Linked DNA regions of Homo sapiens: region 2 is linked to region 1. The links are chromatin loops, found by intact Hi-C in ENCODE. Cell type or tissue: natural killer cell. All regions are shown on one strand.

Region 1 (8,000 bases):
CAACACCTCCCCATTCCTCCTCCCCCGGCCCCTGGCAACTGCCATTCTGCTTCTTTCTCCACATATGGAATATATTCTATATACCTAGTTTTACATTAATATCATAGATAGCTTTGTTTTCAGTATGTATATCTACTTTATTCTTTTCAGTAATTTCATGTTTATTATGTGGCTGTACCATCATGGTTTAAACTATCCATATTTTAAAGAGTTGATTTATATTGGTTGTTTTTACAAACAGAGCTGCAAACAACAGCGGTGTGCCAACAATTTTTGTGTGTGTGGGGGGGGGTTCTTTTTTGTTTTTGTTTTTGTTTTTGAGACAGAGTCTCACTCTGTCGCCCAGGCTGGAGTGCAGTGGCAAGATCTCGGCTCACTGCAACCTCTGCCTCCCAGGTTCAAGCAATTCTCTTGCCTCAGCCTCCCAGGTAGCTGGGATTATAGGCGCCTGCCACCATGCCCGGCTAATTTTTGTATTTTAGTAGAGATGAGATTTTCCCGTGTTGGCCAGGCTGGTCTCGAACTCCTGACCTCAAGCTATCCACCTGCCTTGGCCTCCCAAAGTGCAGGGATTACAGGGGTGAGCCACCGTGCTTGGCCCTCCTTTGTTTCCTTAGATAGTGTTTCTTGAAATAGATTCCTAGAAATAAGATAGACTGAAGAGTATGTAAATTTTAAATTTTTTTACAGACTGTGTCATTGCTTTTTAAAAATGCTGATTACCAAAATGTCACTTTTTGATACTAAAAAATAGATTGTTTTAAACACACAAAGTAAGTAGGGCTTATCAAAAAGTTAATATATTTTGCATTTCTCACAAGTGTGTTGAATTTCTCCCCCTTGCATTGTACAGCAGGAATCCTGACTCAGTCTAACTTTCTTATACTTAAAAAAGTATATACTAAAACATAGGCCAGGAGTTAGCAAACGTTTTCTATAAAAGACCAGATAGTAAATATTGTTCTTTGTGGGCTATATAATCTCTGTTGCAACAATGTGACTCCACCTTTGTCTTGGAAAGCTGGGATAGATAATATATAAAAGAGTGGGAGTGGCTGTGTTTCAACAAAACTTTGTTTACAAAACAGGGGTCATACTAGATTTGTTCTGAGGACCATAGTTTCTTAACCTCAGTCTAGGCAATCCATCAAGTAATTCTGCATTCACGATAGAAGTCTTATTGTATATATTGGCTGACTGTCTTTCCTTTCTCTAATGTTAACCACTGATTTTGTGGAGCATGGATTCTAGGGAAATAATACCCAGGTAAGATGTCTATTACCATGTGTGTCTTATTTTTGAAAGAGTGGTTAAATTCTTATTGAGGCCGGGTGCAGTGGCTTATGCCTGTAATCCCAGCACTTTGAGAGGTCGAGGCAGGCAGCTCTCTCAAGTTCAGGAGTTCAAGACCAGCCTGGCCAACATGGTGAAGCCCCGTCTCTACTAAAAATACAAAAATTAGCTGGGTGTGATGGCATGCACCTGTAATCCCAGCTACTTGGGAGGCTGAGGCAGGAAGATCACTGGAACCCGGGAGGCAGAAGTTACAGTGAGCCGGCATGGCACCACTACACTCCAGCCTGGGCAACAGAGCAAGACTCCATCTCAGAACAAGTCAAAACAAAACAAAACAAACACACAAACAAAAAACTGGGAGACCGAGGTGGTCAGATCACAAAGTCAGAAGATTGAGACCAGCCTGGCCAATATGGTGAAAACCCGTCTCTACTAAAAATACAAAAATTAGCCGGGTGTGGTGGCAGGCACCTGTTCTCCCAGCTACTTGGGAGGCTGAGGCAGAAGAATTGCTTGAACCTGGGAGGCAGAGATTGCAGTGAGCCAAGATTATGCCACTGCACTCCAGCCTGGGCGACAGAGCAAGACTCAGTCTCAAAAAAAAAAAAAAAAAAAGTCTTATTGACAAGTTCAGTAGTTTCTTGTCTTTAGTCTGCATGTGTATCACTTGGGGGTTTGGTAAAAATCTAGATTCCCGCATCCAAACCCAGTTCTCTTGTGAGCATTTTAAATGACCATCCCAGGTGGTTCTGGAATGCTCATAGGATTGCATATTAGTTACACTATTTATTCGCTGCATGGCCATGGACAAGTTGTTTTAACTCTCTGAGCCAACATTTCCTCTTCTGTTAAATGGGAATATTAATAATACTTAGCCCTTGGAGACACTGTTAGAATTTGAAGCACAATGAATAATTTTTAAGAGAGCTTGACTCATGAGAAAAATAAGCTTAAATGCATGAATATATATATCAAGCATGAATTTACCTAGTGCATATGCATTATACACTGGGTGCATAATACTTTATAAAATAATCATTGTTTTAAAAAATAGAGTTTCATTATTTGGGGAGAGGCATTACCGTCATTTCCTTTCTGCTGACTTCCCCTCTTCAGAGTTTTCTGCTCTTCCCCTCCCATCCCACCACCTTGCTTTGTCACAAAACAAAGCCAATAGGATCACCAACAGTTTAAGACTGGTTTACTCAAAACGAATTCATTGTTTTACATAGCTGAACACAGAAATGATAAATAATGTTCTATAAATATTTGTTGGTTGACAGCTTTGGAACAATGTCCTCTAGAAAAAGCTGAACGTAGCCACCCACCTTGTACGAGAGCCGCAAAGAATAGCCATGTGCCTGAATATGTGTCAGCCGCTGTGTGACTGGAGGGGCTGAGGAAGGGGCGTAGAGGGTGTTGTGAGGTCCCTTCCGACAAGCAGTCAAGAACGCATAGAAATACATTACAAAAATTAAATAGATAAGTTGAAATGCATGTTAAGAAGAGCCCCAGAGTGTGGTTGCTTGGGTAGGGGTAGGTTCAGGAATTGAAGGGACGTCCCTAGGGCCTGGGTCCCTGCCTCCTAATTTGCCACAAATGTAACAGTGTCTTGTTGCTTCCAGGTCACTCAGGGATTCGACTCTGAGGTCAGTGATGCACTTGGCACCAGAACTCGATGGGGTTGGCACAGACCTGCCAGCCTCAGCCACTTTCATTCTGGAAGCTGTTAAAAGAGACAGTTATAAAAATTGAGGAATCAGCAAGAGAATTCCTGGTTCCGTGCTACCTTCTTCTCTCTGTCTTGGCAAGTGTAGGGCCTGTCCACTTGCTCAGGACTCTTTGTCCAACCTCAGCTCCCTAGACCTTTCATCAGTGGCTCAGGGGGTCTCTTCAGGCAGCCTCTTCCGGCTAACACTTCCTCCTGTCTTCCCTCTGTCAGGGGCAGCTCTTCCGTGGTTCCTTGCAGACCCCAGGTCAGGCCAGAAAACACCTCTATGGCCCTTCCCTGTGTCCCACCACCAGATAGGACCTCAAAGGCCTGGGGTCCCCAGGATGGCCCTCAAACCGACTGGTGCCCTTGCAGGCTGCCACCCTCCAAGTCCTGCTTCTCTCTAGAGATGGGCAGGAGCACCAGCCCTCACCTGGCACCAGCAGTGAGTCTCATAATTGCCATCTACCATTTTGCTAGGGGGCTTCTGGGGATCCTAGGAAAAGCAGCAGATGCCTGGGTGCTTGGGGACCTGGGCATTCTGAGGGAAGGAGCAGCGTGACCCTGAGTCATTTTTCACTGGGGACAAATGAGCCAACTCCTTCTACCCAGTGATAAAATCAGAAGGAAGCAGATGGAGACAGCACTGTTCAGGGGATGATTTGGGGATGAGAAGAACTGGCAGGAAGTTGGGGATGTGGGGGTGAGAAGAACCAGCAGGAAGTTGGGGATTTCTTGTTTCCCCACTTTTCCCTTCCATTTCTGTTTGAGCCTTAGGTTTGGCCTCCGTCTCCCTCTGTAGGAATTGCAGCTAATTAAATATTCTGCCTCTTATTCCAGCTTTACTGGTGGAACATAATATGGTCTAAGAAGAGATTTTTCCAGCAAGAGGCCATCTCTGCAAATCACCTGTGAGGCAGACCTGTGGCAATTTTATGACTCAGCTGGCCACCGGGATTGTAGCTGGGTTCTGCCGCTTGTTGAAACCTACTCAGTGTTCTCCTTCCCTAAGTAGGACAAGACCGTATCCTGCCTTTAAGATTTATAGAATAAAAACTGAAAACTCTTTGGGGAAGAAAATCTTCCCGAACAGATAGCCCAGGGCATTTTGAAAATCCCTTAGGAAGTTCTCTGTTTCACTTGGGTACCTTTGTCCTTGGACTTTGGTGATGTGGTTTGACCCCAGCCAGAGAGTGCAGGGAACAACAGCAAAAGGCAGGACAAAGACTGACTCGTGAGAGGAGGCCCAGGAACAGGGGGGCATCGTGAATGAGGAGGACGTGGGGGCCCAAGAAAGTGAGCTCTTGCGCACTCAGTCACCAGCCCCCTTCTGGGGTCCAAGCTGTGTCCCCTTCTCTAAAGAGGTAAGCCCTGAGTCATGGGAAGATGGAAACCGGGGCTGATGAGACAGGATGTTTTTTAAGCACCGTGGTATCTTGTTGACTTGCACATGCACGGGGGTCTTGGGTAACCACAGGGCTCAGGGTATTTGCAGGAACAGTTCAAGTGCTCACTTGTCTTGGGGCTGTTTATGGGGAAGTGGTTTCCACAGTGAGAGGACGTGAGATATTGTTGTCACCCCGGACCACACTTAGCTAGTTCCTTCTCACTAAAGCTCTGTAGTCATATTTTCCCTGGCAGAGCAGAAACTTCTATGTTATCCCACAGCTGTTCTAACGGCGTAGACTTGACTTATGCAATGATGCCAGGAGTCCTGAGCAGCACAGCCCAACTTCAATCACACACAGATGGACAGAGCTGTATTAGCAAAGCCTGAGCTACTGAGCGATGAGAGTACAGCCAGGCTTTCAGACATCTGTTCATTCAAGAGAGATATGCGCTAAGCCAAGGACCTAAAGATGTGTTTAATGTGGGTGCTAATATGCATAAGGAACCTTGAAATAAATGTTCTTAGCCTTTGGCCAAGAGGGTCCATGTCTAGGAATCTATTCTCCATAGAAATAAATTCAAATATGGAAAAAATGAACAATGCATAAGTGTATTTGGTCCCCAGCATATTTATAGCAACTTAAAATTGGACCCAATTTAAATGCCTATGATATGGAAATTGCTGAGAAAATTATGGGCTCTTCCCTTAATTGGCTATTAGGCAGCCTTTACAAACAATGCAGTGACATGAGAAATGCTTATGTTATGGTAAGTTTAAAAAACTCAAGATGCAAATCAGCTTATTTTAATCAGGAGCCACCTAGCATTTGGGATGTGGTCAATCCCACATAATGTATTTTTGTGGGTGCAGTTCCCAGGAAAGAAGAGGAATAAAAACGGCAAGTATGAAGTGTCTCCTTCGCTTGCAGTCTCCTTGTCTACCCCTTTGTCCATCCACTATGAAAGGACTCCCTTCTGTTCCTTAATATGGACAATTTCTATTGAGGACTCATTGTTCTAAGAATTGTCTCATCTCCTCCTGCATCCTCAGTGCCCGATCTTTGGCTTCTATGAAGGAAGGTGGGCAGTGCCTATGGCAGGTCCAGTTCTACCTTTCTCAGTATGTTCTGGCGTGGGTATGTAGCCCCATTTTCTAGTGGTTACCTTGACATCATGAAGAGTTTATGTCTCTTTTGCCCTAGGTTTGGGCAATAGTCATTCACTGTGCAACAGGAAATACACGAGTCAGCATCTTATTAAAAATAAAGTCATTCAGGAAAGTGGACGACTAATAGTTTCTAATCTAGAGAGCATAGGAGAAGAAATGTTTACCACACACAAAGTATTAGTGCCTTTTATATCACGAAGACAAAAATAACAGGAAAAAGACAAACACATTATAGTGAAAACTTGTTTTTCCTAACCAGCATCTATTCTGCATGTTTCCTGATGCCCGAAACTCACATTTCCTCAGGAAAATCTCCCTTCTGCACCATTCTCAGGCTTTAAGTTTATGTAAAATTCAGTAAACCCAAAGATTCAAGTTATGTGCCTTGATTAACTTAAGCAAATCAATGAAACCCATCCCCATAACCACAGCGACAGGTTAGGAAATTCGGTTCCTAAGTCAGTCACATCCGAAAGGGCCTAGTGATGTTTTTTTCCAGTGGGATCACAGACTCACTCTTCCTTGCAGAAAATGAACAAAGGATTCATGTAACACTGGCAGGTACTGGCAGCCACCCAGGGCCTCTCACAGGAAAGGGAGATCAGAAAGAGAAGCAAAGAGGACTCATGAGATACCATAGGGCTGCTGCGTCCAGCCTTGCCTGGAGCTAGGGCCACCTCGATGCCCTATAGTCTTGGAGCCACAACGTGCATTTACTCAAAGCCTCTTTGAGTTTGGTTTGCTTGTTTGCTTTCTGCCTGGAAACTGCCAGCATCCTGAGAGATACGAGATCTGCATCTGTGCAGAGACACAGGGTTTGTTAAAAGTCACAGGCCCTGACTGAAGTGTGGAACTGGCTGAAATGAGAAAGTGGTAATTTGGGGAGGACCTTGTGAAATGGAAGGAGTTTTAAACCTTACATGCATCAGAATTACCTGGAGCCTTGTGAAAACACAGGTTGCTGGGCCCTAGTCCATTAAGAAAGGAAGTGGGGCTTAGAATGTTCATTTCTCCCATGTTCCCAGGTGATATTCACCATGCTGTCCTGTCTGGGCACTACCTTTTGCCATACCCATTACAAGGTATTGCACGTGCTGGTTGAACTATGGTCTGTCTTATTTTGGTGCTAAAAGCCTGTGCCAAATACCAACGCTGCAGCATTAAGGAATGTGATAGAAAAGATTCTGAATATAGGCCAGGCGCAGTGGCTCACGCCTGTAATCCCAGCACTTTGGGAGGCCGAGGCAGGCAGATCACGAGGTCAGGAGATCAAGACCATCCTGGCTAACATGGTGAAACCCCGTCTCTACTAAAAATACAAAAAATTAGCCGGGCGTAGTGGTGGGCACCTGTAGTCCCAGCTACTTGGGAGGCTGAGGCAGGAGAATGGCGTGAACCTGGGAGGCGGAACTTGCACTGGGCTGAGATCGCGCTACTGCACTCCACTCCAGCCTGGGCGACAGAGCAAGACTTCGTCTCAAAAAAGAAAAAAAAAAAAGAAGATTCTGAATATTGGAACTTAGTAGCTATGTATTACATCAGTAAGGTCCTTTAAGAAAGAGTTTAGGCTGCTTTGAAATGGGCTCATCTGAAATTGAAAAAGGAAGAAATTGAACTTGCTAAAAAAGGCCCTTCCAACTTATTGACTGAGAACCCAGTAATCTGGAGACTTGAAGGGCTGTAATGGCAGAATTTTCTACTCTAAGATAAAGTTAGCATGAGCAGAGACAGGAAGATGAGAGACCTAATGAGGCCAAGGGTCAAATATTCATCACCTCCACATGGGCCAAGATGCAGGCAGAGGTCTCTCACCAGGGACTTGGTGGTAGAGGTGACACTGGTAGTGAGGTCTGTGCTAGAAAGTGCACATCCCTGGCTGGGCGCGGTGGCTCACACCTGTAATCCCAGCACTTTGGGAGGCTGAGGCAGGTGGATCACGAGGTCATGAGTTCAAGACCAGCCTGGCCAACATAGTGAAACCCCGTCTCTACTAAAAATCCAAAAATTTAGCCAGATTTGGTGGCAGGCACCTGTAATCTCAGCTACTTGGGAAGCTGAGGCAGGAGAATCTCTTGAACCCAGGAGGCTGAGGTTGCAGTGAGCCAAGATCACACCATTGCACTCCAGCCCAGGAGACAGTACAAGACTCCATCTCAAAAAAAAAAAAAAAAAGAAAAGAAAAAAGAAAGTGCCTATCCCCAACCCCATTTAAAATGCAAATTCGAGCTTTGTAACTGAAAACATCTCTGCTTCTGGCTACCTGGCCCATGGAATTGATCAGAAGCAAATAGTAGCCTATGGACATTAGAAGGGAGTCACATTGCCAAAGAAACCACAAGACTGGTTCCAAACAGTCGCTGATTACACAATACCTAAGGCAACCTCAGGCTAACTCACACAGACAGGAAGTCAGCAGCCTCCAGAAAGCAGATCCTC
Region 2 (8,000 bases), 110 kb before region 1:
TCTTGCATTTCTCACAAGTATGTTGAATTTCTCCCACTTGCATTTTACAGCAGGAATCCTGACTCAGTCTAACTTTCTTATACTTAAAAACATAACAGGCCAGAAGTTAGCACACATTTTCTATAGAAGGCCAGATAGTAAATACTGGTGTCTTTGTGGGTTATATCATTTCTGTTAGAACAATGTGACTCCACCTTTGTCTTGGGAAAGCTGCAATAAATAATATGTAAAAGGGCAGGAGTGGCTGTGTTTCAACCAAACTTTATTTACAAAACAGGGTCATGCTAGATTTGTTCTGAGGACCATAGTTTCTTAACCTCAATCTAGGCAATCCGTCAAATAATTCTGCATTCACAATAGAAGTCTTGTTGTATATATTGGCTGACTGTCTTTCCTTTCTCTAATGTTAACCACTGATTTTGTGGAGCATGGATTCTAGGGAAATAATACCCAGGTAAGATGTCTATTACCATGTGTGTCTTATTTTTAAAAGAGTGGTTAAATTCTTATTGAGGCCGGGCACAGTGGCTTATGCCTGTAATCCCAGCACTTTGGGAGCCTGAGGCAGGCGGATCTCTCCGGTCAGGAGTTCAAGACCTGCCTGGCCAACATGGTGAAGACCCGTCTCTATTAAAAATACAAAAATTAGCCGGGTGTAGTGCCATGCACCTGTAATCCCAGCTACTTGGGAGGCTGAGGCAGGAGGGTCACTGGAACCTGGGAGGTGGAGGTTGCAGTGAGCCGACATCACACCACTGCACTCCAGCCTGGGTGACCAAGTAAGACTCCATCTCAAAAACACAAACAAACAAACAAACAAAAAAACAAAAACCAGTTTTATTGAGAAATTCAGTAGTTTTTGGTCTTTGGTCTGTATGTATATCACATAGGGGTTTGGTAAAAGTCTAGATTCCCACATCCAAACCCAATTCTCTTGTGAGCATTTTAAACGACCATCCCAGGTGGTTCTGGAATGCTCATAGGTTTGCATATTAGTTACACTATTTATTTGCTGCATGGCCTTGGACAAGTTGTTTTAACCCTCTGAGCCAACATTTCCTCTTCTATCAAATGGGAATATTAATAATACTTAGCCCTTGGAGACATTGTTAGAATTTGAAGGACAATGAATAATTTTTAAGAGAGCTTGACCCATGAGAAAAATAAACTTAAATGCATGAATATATATATCAAGCATGAATTTACCTAGTGCATATGCATTATACACTGGGTGCATAATATTTTATAAAATAATCCTTGTTTTATAAAGTAGTGTTTCATTATTTGGGGAGAGGCATTACCGTCATTTCCTTTCTGTTGACTTCCCCTCTTCAGAGTTTTCTACTCTTCCCCTCCCATCCCACCACCTTGCTTTGTCACAAAACAAAGCCAATAGGATCACCAACAGTTTAAGACTGGTTTACTCAAAACAAATTCATTATTTTACATAGCTGAACATAGAAATGGTAAATAATGTTCTATAAATATTTGTTGGTTGACAGCTTTGGAACAATGTCCTCTAGAAAAAGCTGAACGTAGCCACCCACCTTGTATGAGAGCCACAAAGAATAGCCATGTGCCTGAATATGTGTCAGCCGCTGTGTGACTGGAGGGGCTGAGGAAGGGGCGTAGAGGGTGTTGTGAAGTCCCTTCTGACAAGCAGTCAAGAACGCATAGAAATACATTACAAAAATTAAATAGTCTAGATAAGTTGAAATGCATGTTAAGAAGAGTCCCAGAGTGTGGTTGCTTGGGTAGGGGTAGGTTCAGGAATTGAAGGGACGTCCCTAGGGCCTGGGTCCCTGCTTCCTAATCTGCCACAAACGTAACAGTGTCTTGTTGCTTCCAGGTCACTCAGGGATTTGACTCTGAGATCAATGATGCACTTGGCACCAGAACTTGGTGGGGTTGGCACAGACATGCCAGCCTCAGCCACTTTCATTCTGGAAGCTGTTAAAAGAGACAGTTATAAAAATTGAGGAATCAGCAAGGGAATTCCTGGTCCCATGCTGCCTTCCCATCTCTGTCTTGGCAAGCATAGGGCCTATCCACTTGTTCAAGATTCTTTGCCCAACCTCAGCTCCCTAGACTTTACCTCAGTGGCTCAGGCGGTCTCCTCAGGCAGCCTCCTCCTGCTAACACTTCCTCCTCTCTTCCCTCTGCCAGGGGCAGCTCTTCCCTGGTTCCCTGCAGACCCCAGGTCAGGCCAGAAAACACCTCTATGGCCCTTCCCTGTGTCCCACCACCAGATAGGACCTCAAAGGCCTGGGGTCCCCAGGATGGCCCTCAAACCGACTGGTGCCCTTGCAGGCTGCCACCCTCCAAGTCCTGCTTCTCTCCAGAGATGGGCAGAAGCACCAGCCCTCGCCTGGCACCAGCAGTGAGTCTCATAATTGCCATTTACCATTTTGCTAGGGGGGCTTCTGGGGGTCCTAGGAAAAGCAGCAGATGCCTGGGTGCTTGGGGACCTGGGCATTCTGAGGGAAGGAGCAGCGTGACCCTGAGTCATTTTTCACTGGGGACAAGTGAGCCAACTCCTTCTACCCAGTGATAAAATCAGAAGGAAGTAGATGGAGACAGCACTGTTCAGGGGATGATTTGGGGATGAGAAGAACTGGCAGGAAGTTGGAGATTTGGGGGTGAGAAGAACCAGCAGGAAGTTGGGGATTTCTTGTTTCCCCACTTTTCCCTTCCATTTCTGTTTGAGCCTTAGGTTTGGCCTCCATCTCCCTCTGTAGAAATTGCAGCTAGTTAGATAGTCTGCCTCTTATTCCAGCTCTACTGGGGGAACATAATATGGTCTAAGAAGAAATTTTTCCAGCAAGAGGCCATCTCTGCAAATCACCTGTGAGGCAGACCTGTGGCAATTTTATGACTCAGCTGGCCACCAGGAAGCGATTGTAGCTGGGTTCTGCCCCTTATTGAAACCTACTCAATGTTCTCCTTCACTAAGTAGGACAAGACCGTACCCTGCCTTTAAGGTTTATAGAATAGAAAGTGAAAACACTTTGGGGAAGAAAATCTTCCTGAACAGATAGCCCAGGGCATTTTGAAAATCCCTTAGGAAGTTCTCTGTTTCACTTGGGTACCTCTGTCCCTGGACTTTGGCGATGTGGTTTGACCCCAGCCAGAGAGTGCAGGGAACAACAGCAAAAGGCAGGACAAAGACTGACTCGTGAGAGGAGGCCCAGGAACAGGGGGGCATCGTGAGAGAGGAGGACGTGAGGGCCCAAGAGTGTGAGCAGAAGAGGATAGGACTTGGGCACTCAGTCACCAGCTGTGGGGTCTGAGCTGTGTCCCCTTCTCTAAAGAGGTAAGCCCTGAGTCATGGGAAGATGGAAACCGGGGCTCATGAGACAGGATGTTTTTTAAGCACCGTGGTGTCTTGTTGACTTGCACATGCAAGGGGGTCTTGGGTAACCACAGGGCTCAGGGTATTTGCAGGAACAGTTCAAGTGCTCACTTGTCTTGGGGCTGTTTGTGGGGAAGTGGTTTCCACAGCAACAGGAGGTGAGATATTGGTGTTACCCCAGACCACACTTAGCTACTTCCTTCTCACTAAAGCTCTGTAGTCATATTTTCCCTGGCAGAGCAGAAACTTCTCTGTTATCCCACAGCTGTTCTAACGGTGTAGACTTGACTTATGCAATGATGCCAGGAGTCCTGAGCAGCACAGCCCAACTTCAATCACACACAGATGGACAGAGCTGTATTAGCAAAGCCTGAGCTACTGAGCGATGAGAGTACAGCCAGGCTTTCAGACATCTGTTCATTCAAGAGAGATATGCGCTAAGCCAAGGACCTAAAGATGTGTTTAATATGGGTGCTAATATGCATAAGGAACCTTGAAATAAATGTTCTTAGCCTTTGGCCAAGAGGGTCCATGTCTAGGAATCTATTCTCCATAGAAATAAATTCAAATATGGAAAAAATGAACAATGCATAAGTGTATTTGGTCCCCAGCATATTTATAGCAACTTAAAATTGGACCCAATTTAAATTGCCTATGATATGGAAATGGCTAAGAAAATTATGGGATCTTCCCTTGATTGGCTATTAGGCAGCCTTTACAAACAATGCAGTGACATGAGAAATGCTTATGTTATGGTAAGCTTAAAAAACTCAAGATGCAAATCAGCTTATTTTAATCAGGAGCCACCTAGCATTTGGGATGTGGTCAATCCCACATAATGTATTTTTGTGGGTGCAGTTCCCAGGAAAGAGGAGGAATAAAAACGGCAAGTATGAAGTGTCTCCTTCGCTTGCAGTCTCCTTGTCTACCCCTTTGTCCATCCACTATGAAAGGACTCCCTTCTGTTCCTTAATATGGACAATTTCTATTGAGGACTCATTGTTCTAAGAATTGTCTCATCTCCTCCTGCATCCTCAGTGCCCGATCTTTGGCTTCTATGAAGGAAGGTGGGTAGTGCTTATGGCAGGGCCAGTTCTACCTTTCTCAGTATGTTCTGGAGTGGGTATGTAGCCCCATTTTCTAGTGGTTACCTTGACATCATGAAGAGTTTATGTCTCTTTTGCCCTAGATTTGGGCAATAGTCATTCATTGGGCAACTGGAAATAACACAAGTCAGCATCTCATTAAAAATAAAGTCATTCAGGAAAGTGGACGACTAATAGTTTCTAATCTAGAGAGCATAGGAGAAGAAATGTTTACCACACACAAAGTATTAGTGCCTTTTATATCATCAAGACAAAAATAACAGGAAAAAGACAAACACATTATAGTGAAAACTTGTTTTTCCTGACCAGCATCTATTCTGCATGTTCCCTGATGCCAGAAACTCACATTTCTTCAGGGCAAACCCCCTTCCCCACCATTCTCAGGCTTTAAGTTTATGTAAAATTCAGTAAACCCAAAGATTCAAGTTATGTGCCTTGATTAACTTAAGCAAATCAATGAAACCCATCCCCATAACCACAGCGACTGGTTAGGAATTCGGTTCCTAAGTCAGTCAAATCCAAAAGGGCCTAGTGATGTTTTTTCCAATGGGAACACAGACTCACTCTTCCCTGCAGAAAATGAACAAGGATTCATGTACACTGGCAGGTACTGGCAGCCACCCAGGGCCTCTCACAGGAAAGGGAGATCAGAAAGAGAAGCAAAGAGGACTCATGAGATACCACAGGGCCGCTGCGTCCAGCCTTGCCTGGAGCTAGGGCCACCTCGATGCCCTATAGTCTTGGAGCCACAAGGTGCATTTACTCAAAGCCTCTTTGAGTTTGGTTTGCTTGTTTGCTTTCTGCCTGGAAACTGCCAGCATCCTGAGAGATACGAGATCTGCATCTGTGCAGAGACACAGGGTTTGTTAAAAGTCACAGGCCCTGACTGAAGTGTGGAACTGGCTGAAATGAGAAAGTAGGAGGTAATTTGGTGAGGACCTTGTGAAATGGAAGTGAGTTTTAAACCTTACATGCATCAGAATTACCTGGAGCCTTGTGAAAACACAGGTTGCTGGGCCCTAGTCTATTAAGAAAGGAAGTGGGGCTCAGAATATGCCTTTCTCCCAAGTTCCCAGGTGATATTCACCATGCTGTCCTGTCTGGGCACTACCTTTTGCCATACCCATTACAAGGTATTGCACGTGCTGGTTGAACTATGGTCTGTCTTATTTTGGTGCTAAAAGCCTGTGCCAAATACCAAGGCTGCAGCATTAAGGAATTTGTTAGAAAAGATTCTGAATATTGGAATTTAGTTGCTGTGTATTATATCAGTAAGGTCCTTTAAGAAAGAGTTTAGGCTACTTTGAAATGGGCTCATCTGAAATTGAAAAAGAAGAAATGCGACTTGCTAAAAAGGCCCTTCCAGCCTGTTGACTGAGAATCCAGTAATCTGAAGACTGAAAGGGCTGTAAATGCAGGATTTTCTACTCTAAGATAAAGTTAGCATGAGCAGAGACAGGAAGATGAGAGACATAATGAGGCCAAGCGTCAAATATTCATCACCTCCACATGGGCCAAGATGCAGGCAGAGGTCTCTCACCAGGGGCTGGGAGGTCGGGGTGACAATGGTAGTGCAGTCTGTGCTAGAAAGTGCACATCCCCAGCTGGGCGCAGTGGCTCACGCCTGTAAGCTCAGCACTTTGGGAGGCCAATGCTGGCGGATCATGAGGTCAGGAGTTAGAGGCCAGCCTGGCCAACATGGTGAAACCCTATCTCTACTAAAAATATAAAAACTTAGCTGGGTGTGGTGGCGGGCACCTGTAATTCAGCTACTTGGGAGGCTGAGGCAGGAGAATCGCTTGAACCCGGAAGGCGGAGGTTACAGTGAGCCGCGATCACGCCACTGCACTCTAGCCTGGGTGATAGTGGGAGACTCCATCTCAAAAAAAAAAAAAAAAAAAGAAAAAAGAAAATGCACATCCCCAACCCCAGTTAAAATGCAAATGCAAACTATGTAACTGACAACCTGTCTGCTTCTGGCTACCTGGCCCATGGAATTGATCAGAAGCAAATAGTAGCCTACAGACATTAGAAGGGAGTCACATTGCCAAAGAAACCATAAGACTGGTTCCAAAAAGTTGCTGATTGCACAATACCTAAGGCAACCTCAGGCTAACTCACACAGACAGGAAGTCAGCAGCCTCCAGAAAGCAGATCCTCCACATTGCACATCTCAGATTGTCCATAGAGGACATTCTCCCAGGGAGGAGAGCTAGGGACTGCCAGATCAGCTGAACTGCTTAAAAATGCAGTACCCATTCTCCAGTTCCCTATCAGGGGTCTTTGTTCAACTTACTGTTTGTTCATAACACTTGTATTTAGGGAATGTTGGGCATGATTAAACTTCGTTTAGCTTTGGGTTTCTAGACCTTGAGAAACAATTCAGTGCAGGCAAATATTGTATGCCCCTATATTTTTTCCTGAAAGCCAATAAAGAAGGAATGATGACACCTTCACTGCGTCTATGGGGACAAAAGCTGCTTGTGTGTGTGTGTGTGTGTGTGTGTGTGTGTGTGTGCGTGTGTGTGTGTGAGAGAGAGAGAGAGAGAGAGAAACAGCCTTGTCAAAAAGACGTGTTTGTTGCTGTACCCTCATTATATGAAAGCCATCATGGCATCAAAACAGTATAAGCCAGGTTGAGCTCTATCCTCTCTGCATCAACTCAGAATCCCTACCAGAAAGTGGTTGTGATGGATGGAATATCACCCATCAAAGAATAGGGTAAGATGAGACCAGAGAGGTAAGCTATGCAAGCTAATCAGAAAATAACTCAAAGTTTTAAAAGTGCAGAATATAAAAAGGAAAAACCCTCATTCCTAAAAAAAAAAAAAAGCCTCATTTCCTCAAAGAAATCAGTTAGCTATTTGATGTGTATCTTTCCAAATATTTGCCTATGTAAATATATATGTATATATGGCATTTAAAAATAAAACAAAATAATATACTTTACAGATAGTTCCATAGCATATGTAGAGAATATATATGCATATACTGAATGTAATTAGGTCTGCCTTTTACATATAATATTATGGACACTTTCCACAGTTATAGATGTGTGCTACTTTTTTTTTACTGACTTCAGAATATTCCACTGATGGACATCTTAATCCTCTACTGATTAATCCCCTACTGATGACTGTTTGCATTTCTTTGCTGTTTGCCAACCACACTGCAAAGAATATCCTCATGTCTACATATCTTATCTTTTGGCAGTGTTTCTATGAAGCAGATTCCTAGAAATGGGATCAGGTCAAATGGGATGTAGTTCACATAGTATATGCATTTTAATATTTGCTAAGTAGTAGTGTTTATGCTTTAAAGAGTTGGAACACTACAATTCTAAACATGTTTGGACACAAAAAATAGATTATTTGAAACAAAATGAAATAAGCATAGCTCGTAAAAATTAACACGTTTGGTTTTCACACAAATATTTTGAATTTCTCTTTCTTCTGCAAAAAGGACCCTAGCTTAGTATGGATTTCTTGTACAGATAATGCAAACAATCCATCTATTAAATAACTTACCTTTCACAGTAAACC

Evidence for each region. Hi-C counts contacts between places; a loop is a spot of excess contacts. Peaks named below come from ENCODE experiments on the same cell type or tissue, not always from the same donor. Only the 100,000 strongest peaks of a DNase experiment are listed, where the experiment ranks them.
Region 2: a loop joins it to region 1, with 10 times the contacts of the local background. A loop is called at or near these places in 2 of 110 quality-filtered maps.

What each region holds. Positions count from the first base shown.
Region 1 is chr17:36,184,576-36,192,575 of GRCh38, forward strand. LOC128966684 reads left to right here. Exons shown (of 4, transcript XM_054328434.1): 3 at 3,239-3,452; 4 at 3,848-4,933. The coding sequence ends at 3,325. Among named protein-coding and RNA genes, the nearest start is that of CCL3L3, 8.2 kb to the right of the region's middle. In natural killer cell, no CTCF peak of the experiment used is centred here; DNase peaks (open chromatin) are centred at 2,416, 3,696, 4,536, 7,936 and 2 weaker places; H3K27ac peaks cover 915 bases.
Region 2 is chr17:36,079,330-36,087,329 of GRCh38, forward strand. All of the region lies in intron 2 of CCL3-AS1 (CCL3 antisense RNA 1), which reads left to right. Among named protein-coding and RNA genes, the nearest start is that of CCL3, 6.8 kb to the right of the region's middle. In natural killer cell, no CTCF peak of the experiment used is centred here; DNase peaks (open chromatin) are centred at 2,612, 2,952, 3,472 and 6,552; H3K27ac peaks cover 5,942 bases.